Linked DNA regions of Homo sapiens: region 2 is linked to region 1. A link is a contact called in ENCODE Hi-C or POLR2A ChIA-PET data. All regions are on one chromosome and are shown on one strand. Each heading gives the region's core, a stretch centred on a gene start or an enhancer-like site at or near the end of the contact. The rest is flanking DNA. Distances are from core to core; before and after follow the strand shown.

The links. Hi-C counts contacts between places; a loop is a spot of excess contacts on that map. ChIA-PET counts read pairs that join two places held with the same protein, here RNA polymerase II (POLR2A). Pooled maps may share reads with other maps.
Region 2: a loop to region 1 is called in a map of cardiac septum, with 5 times the contacts of the local background. The contact joins two enhancer-like sites. A Hi-C loop is called at or near these places in 5 of 168 maps with a recorded cell type or tissue (Right ventricle myocardium inferior, cardiac septum, heart left ventricle and 2 more) and 5 of 50 pooled maps. POLR2A ChIA-PET finds 5 or more read pairs at or near these places in 1 of 52 experiments (AG04449).

What each region holds. Positions count from the first base shown.
Region 1 is chr5:123,751,215-123,754,404 of GRCh38, forward strand. No RefSeq gene overlaps it. Among named protein-coding and RNA genes, the nearest start is that of CSNK1G3, 240 kb to the left of the region's middle. Within about 2 kb of position 1,542, at least 2 of the 41 ENCODE cell types and tissues checked have a DNase peak (open chromatin) inside an H3K27ac peak, as active enhancers do.
Region 2 is chr5:123,808,685-123,811,874 of GRCh38, forward strand. No RefSeq gene overlaps it. Among named protein-coding and RNA genes, the nearest start is that of CSNK1G3, 300 kb to the left of the region's middle. Within about 2 kb of position 1,672, at least 4 of the 41 ENCODE cell types and tissues checked have a DNase peak (open chromatin) inside an H3K27ac peak, as active enhancers do.

The DNA.
Region 1 (3,190 bases), core at 292-2,791:
GACTGCAGTGCCTTTTTGCTTTGCCCCTGTTGTGTGAACTGACTAGTATCTCAGTATTAAATTTGGTTTGTGTAGCTATTGCATTGTATTAGTGATAAGTTTGGCACATATTTTAGTCATATAATTTCTACACATCCAGGTTTATTGATTTTTTTTAAGGAAACTAATAATAAAAGAAAACATGGCTAATAAACAGCTTGGTTCATACAGATATTTCTGGCCAGGCACAGTGGCTCACGCCTGTAATCCTAGCACTTTGGGAGTCCGAGGTGGGCGGATCGCGAGGTCAGGAGATCAAGACCAGCCTGGCCAGCATGGTGAAGCCCCGTCTCTACTAAAAATACAAAACTTAGCCGGGCATGGTGATGCGCACCTGTAGTCCCAGCTACTTGGGAGGCTGGGGTAGGATAATCCGTTAAACCTGAGAGGAGGAGATTGCAGTGAGCCAAGATTGCGCTACTGCACTCCAGCCTGGTGACAGAGCGAAACTCCGTCGCAAAAAAAAAAAAAAAAAGATATTTCTATGTAATACATTTAATGTATTTAGAAATGTGTTGAAAGTTAAAATAACACAGGATAATTTTCACTATAATTGGATAGATGGGAGAGTGGGGATTTACTGAGCCAGGGAAGGAATTAGAGTGATTGATCTGGGAGCAGAGTCCTTTTCTATGTCTAGTTAATTACAGTGCTCAGAACCTTGTGAACAATGCTGAATGTGGAATTATTAAATTTGATGGTTGGGGAATGATTTTAAAACTTACTAACAAATCCTCTTAGTTTTATAAGGGATCCCCAATTTCAGTAATCCACAGAAGACTAAGCACTTCCAGGACTAACAAAAATTTCTTGTTTTGGTAATTAAAAAATTAAATCTCTCCCTGAACCCCTCCCTCAAAGAAAACATGATTTTTCTGGCATGATTTTTTCAAGTTGAAACACACTGAATTCCTATTATAATCCTGGTTTCGAGGGAATTTTTAGGCTAGAACTGTGTCTGCCTTGAAATGAAAAAGATGATATTCAGGGAGAAACGGTGATTGCACTCTTTTAATTTACTAGAACCTGTCTAGATGTTTAACATTTAAGTATTCAGAGAGTTCTCAAGGTCCTGTTGGGGGAAAATACATGTTTAGTGATTGGCCAGATTTTCTTAAAGTTGTTATTTTATTTCTAGGTATATATCTGGAACTTCACTTGAGTGATTTAACAGTTTTCCACAGTGGGTAGAGTTGGGGAGGCTCTTCTCTGAAGTGGTGGGAGAAGGGGTGGAAAGTTACAAAATATTGAAATGTACAGTTGAGAGCCACATATTCTGCTTTAATTTTCAGGCCTTTTCCTTTTGCCTTCCAGTTATGGCTGATGGTAGAGGAGAGGAGGCTTTGGCTCACGTTCAATGTGTTTCTTAAAGCGCTGTGGAGGAAGAACAAAACCTCCTCTTCAAAGGCGTTCTCTGTGGCGCCTATTTCAGGATTAAACAGTTTTAGGCTCTGTTATGACTTTCATGGAGTCATGGCTGTTTTTTTATTGAGGTCAACATCTCCTTCTGTTCCCCAGCAAATCCCAGGGAAGTGTGAGTCAGAGTCAATGAAATCACACTGGGAATGAATGGTGGTGTTACACTGTCAGACCCAGAGTTGCGTGTTTCTGCAGATGATTGTTGTACTGGACAACAGAGCAGACAATGAAGATTTTAAAATATATATGTGTTGTCAGTAAAAAGGAGCTAATTAGGATAGCTTTAATTTGGGGTCTGGTCTGAGAGCCAGGAGATCTGGAATTCTGCCATGAATGGGCTTTGTAATCTTGAGCAAGCAACTTAACATTTCTGGGCTTCAATTTTCCCACTTAAAAGTAAGACTGCATGATCTCTAAAGTTTCTTTTGGCAAGATGGTTCTATAATTTTCCTTTAGTTTACCACAAAGAGCCTTGGGCCAGAAAATTCCCTGAAAACTTCTTTTTAACATAAGATAAATCTGATGAATACCACCAATGTAAAAATAAATCATTAATAGGTGCATATGTTATTTGTAGTAGTATTTGTTTCTTAAATGCTAATCTTTGGTAAATTGCTTGATCATTTGGTATGCAACATACTGTAAGTGTATTACATATTGTATTTGTATTTTATATTTGGAAGTGCCACTGAGCGTTACATATGGCTGTTCTGGATTTGTCAATAATATTCCCTGTGCATTCCATATGGGAACAGCTATGCAGTCCTTATATGGTAATATCCCTTTTACTTTATATGGTGCCATTTATGATTTGTATAATTTATTCATATGTGTTTTATAGTCTTGCACTTTCTCAAAATATACCTTTAAGAAGAAAATAATAATTAGAATAGCTCTGTATAATAAAATTCCCGTCTCCCTTCTCTCCCCTCCCCTCCCCTCCCCTCCATTCTCCCCTCCCCTCCATTCTCCCCTCCCCTCCATTCTCCCCTCCCCTCCATTCTCCCCTCCCCTCCCCTCTCCTCTCCCCTCCCCTCCCCTCCTTCCCTCCCTCCCTCCCTTCCTTCCTTCCTTCCTTCCTTCCTTTTCTCTTTCTATAAACTATTAACTGACTCTAAGGAAGATTATTTTCTAGACGAAAATCTGTAATTTATGTTGTTAACTTTCAGGAATGCTTTCAGATAGCAAAATCATATGTATTTAACTTGTATATTATTTAATCTTGGTTAAATATAACTTCAAATTTTGTTTCATATCTTTAAATCTTACATTTTCATAAGGACATGTAATTGTGACTGTAGTTCTTTATATATTTTACATATTAATATCATTTATATTGTGAAGGCTTAAAAAGGGTAAAGATTATACCTGCTAATAATTCACTTTGTTTTGATTCAAACTCGTATGCCTTAATTGAAATGGCATACAGCAAGAAACGCTCCACTTTGTGTAAGAAAGCATCACTTTTTATTGTCATGAATTAGCTATGAAATGGTCTCATTTTCAAAGAGATATGCAGGACATATGCTTGCACATTCTGTTAGCAGTTAGTGATCCAAGTGGAGAAAACATTTCCATGAGAAAAGCAAGTTACATAATGAAAAGAACACTAATAATCCAGAGAAGACTATCAAAAAATTCCGTATCATCCACATGAATGATATGCATTTTGAAATGTTTAAAATAAGAAGTGTTTTCTTTGTTGATGATAATTTGTATTTAGTTAATGTCC
Region 2 (3,190 bases), core at 422-2,921, 58 kb after region 1:
AGACCGGCCCTATAATTCAAGAACAAGTCTCAGTGACTACTCAGAATCCCTTAGCATGTAATTGTCTATAGAGAGATACTGAAAAGTGAACTCTTATTATTATGGTTTCCAGGGAGGAAGGGGAGGCGGTGACCTGATAGACTTGACTTTACAGAAAGCTGAGATTTGGAATTTGGGTTTCTATTTTAGGCTCTGCTTCTGACCTTCCGTGCTTCCTTAGAAAGTGCTTTGATTTCCTCAAGAATAAACCAGAAAAATCTCTTTCTGTGCTGTGAGGCTTTCAAATGCAAGGGAGTCATCAGAGGCCTGATCAGCATCCAACATTCTATTTCTTTTGGGGATTGTGTTCTAAGATTAGAGATAGCATTTGGCTCCTGAGAGTGTTTTCCCTGGGCTTAGTTGGGAATGCAGGTGTTTTGCTTGAGAAATTGGGGCTGGAAACAGTGAGAAACCCTCTGTTTTTGAAAGGTAACAATTTGGAGAACTGAAAACCTTCACTTCCTTTCCATAAGGATGAACAGAAGTCCTTTCATTCACATCCATCATATTTTATTTCGGATTCAGAAACCTTTTAATTTCAGCAGAAATCTCAGCATATGTTATCTTGCTCCAAAACAGCAAACGATGGCTTAAAATATATTCATGCATTTGAAGTGCTCACTCTCAAAACAATATATATATATATATGTATATTTCTACTCATATGGCACATATTTCAGCAATTTTGTAGAGTTTTTTTTCTCTTTCTTCTTCCTCTTGCTTTAAACTATGCAAGCACGAAGCAAATATAAAGAGAATTCAAGAGCATTTTGTAATTCTTGAAAGGTTAATTGCACTATTTATAGACCAAACTGTAAAGCAAAAACCCTCAGCGTGACCCTTCAGGGTCACCGTAGTAATAGCAACCTCAGTGGAGACCTGACCAGTCATGAATTACTGTCTGTGATACTGAGAATGCTGACAGTTCAATCACAGCACTGTTTCAATAGAGAACTCCATATATTTAAAGCGCTGATACTGTTTTCCCTCTAAATGACAGGCTTGACAGATGGGCCAAAAGCACCGCAGACGTTTGAACAAGGAAATAGAGAGGGAGCCTGCTGGAAGCTGGGCCTCATGCAGCCAGGCGAGAATGATGAATAGAGTGTGATTGTGTCTGACAGGTAGTAATATAACTATTCATTCACCACAGAACACCTGGAGCACACTATATTAAATGGTACAAGATGGAGAGATTCTGTGACAAGAATAGGAAGTGTGAATTCCGGGCTGAGTTTAGGTACAGCAATATAAGAGGTCAGGGGTCAAGCAATATAAACTGCCTCCGAGAAGGCTGTAATTAAATTATTTGCTTACTAAAGTGTTTCTAATGTTTTGCTAACATGTTGCCAGGATGATTACTTCAGCATGTCTGAACATTTCAGATAGAAGCAGCTTCCTCCTCTCTCTCTTTTATTTTCTCTCTCTCTCTCCCTGATAACTCTCGTTATTATTATTACTTTTTTATCATCTGAAGTCTCTTTCTCTCTTTCTGGCTCTGTTGCTACTGCTCCAAATAATAGTCCTGGAAAAATCAAGAGAGAGGTTGACTGGCCAGAGAGCTGTCATCCCAGCAAAAGCACCTCCTGTGACCCCGGTGTCACTCTGCTTGGATGAGGGTGGCATGGAAGTCAGTCATTATCGGGTCATATGACTGGTGGCATTCTTTCATGTGCGAAGCAGGAAAGAAAGCTGAAAGGACTGCAGGCCTCATGGAGGGACAAGGGTGTGTCTGCAAATGTTTGCCTTTTGCCTCTGAAGTCAGTGAAAACACTGAGATGCTGCTGACCAGCTAAAGAATTATTTTCAAAGCAAAGGGTGAGGTTAGGGCCGGGGATTTCAACAGAGTTGGACTATTTTGCAGACCATGTGACTGACCTCTTCTACAACCTTCCACTGCACACATGCTAAATATTGCTACACCTGCTTCAGTATTAATTTTTAATTACCGTGTCTGATTGTCACATTCTGAAAGCTTTATTCCCAGGAAGTATCATGTCATAAGACATGATTGAGCAGACTCTTTCCAATTTGGCATTTTAACTTATGTATGCGTGTATTATATATCACTTACATATACAGAAAAGACATAAAATGTCAGAGTTAAGATAGCGCTCCATTTCACAATGTGTGTGTGTGTATGCGTGTGTGACAGCACATGCATTTATATTCTGCATTTTGAGTCCCACTAATAAACAGGAAGCCGGTAGTGAACCCTAGTTTTTTTTTTTTTTTCTAAGGTCCTTGGGAAAGGAAACACTTGGTGGTGGCTTTTACATGGGCAAATGTTCATCAACTGCCGCCTCAAATTAGTTTTGCTTGTCACTTTCTTTATTCACAGGATCCTGTGACAGCCAAGGAAGGTTACAGTGCTGCCGTTGCTGTGCTATTTGGAGGGTCCCTTTGGGAGCTGAGAGGCTGGTCACTTTTGTCTTTTCACATTCCATTTTCTCTTTTTGTCTTTGAGGCTGATTTGGCTGGTATGAAGATGGCTCCGACAGCAGGCTCACTGCCTATGTAAAAGCCCCATGTACCCAACCTCACAATTTCAGATTTGCCTTGCTTATGGAAAACACATTGTAAATAGGTGTAGTTCTTTTTTCCCAGCTTACTGCGGTGGGAGACCATGGGTTAACACTTACGAAAAGATTTTGCATGTGACCTCTCTGATTAGCTATGGAAAACAAAATCCAATTAAAGCAGCACCCCCTCCCCCATATAAACCCTACCAATCTTGCACCTTCCCTTAGCACTCCTTCACACCGTTCTTTTCCTGCTGGTATTGCTCAGCTATTTTAAATATTGTTGGTTATTGACTGAATTACAGATATTTCTATATCTTTATCTGTATCTATAAATCTTCATATATTTTATCTGGCTCATCCTATGAAAGAATATTTAATAGCTGTTATCTCTATTCTGGCCCCAAAAGAATGTGTTCTTGAGAATTGGACAAATGTGCAAAATCCTATGAGACACACCAAATAAGAGTACATAATAAAACCTCTCCTTTTTTTTCAGTCTTGGTGAGATTTCCCCATATTAGTCTTCTTTGTGGATATCAAGTGCAGATACTTTTTGTAGACATACAACCAAATGTTTCTCATTGCCTCTCCACCTTCTTTTTAAAATAAACTCACTTTACTTGTTG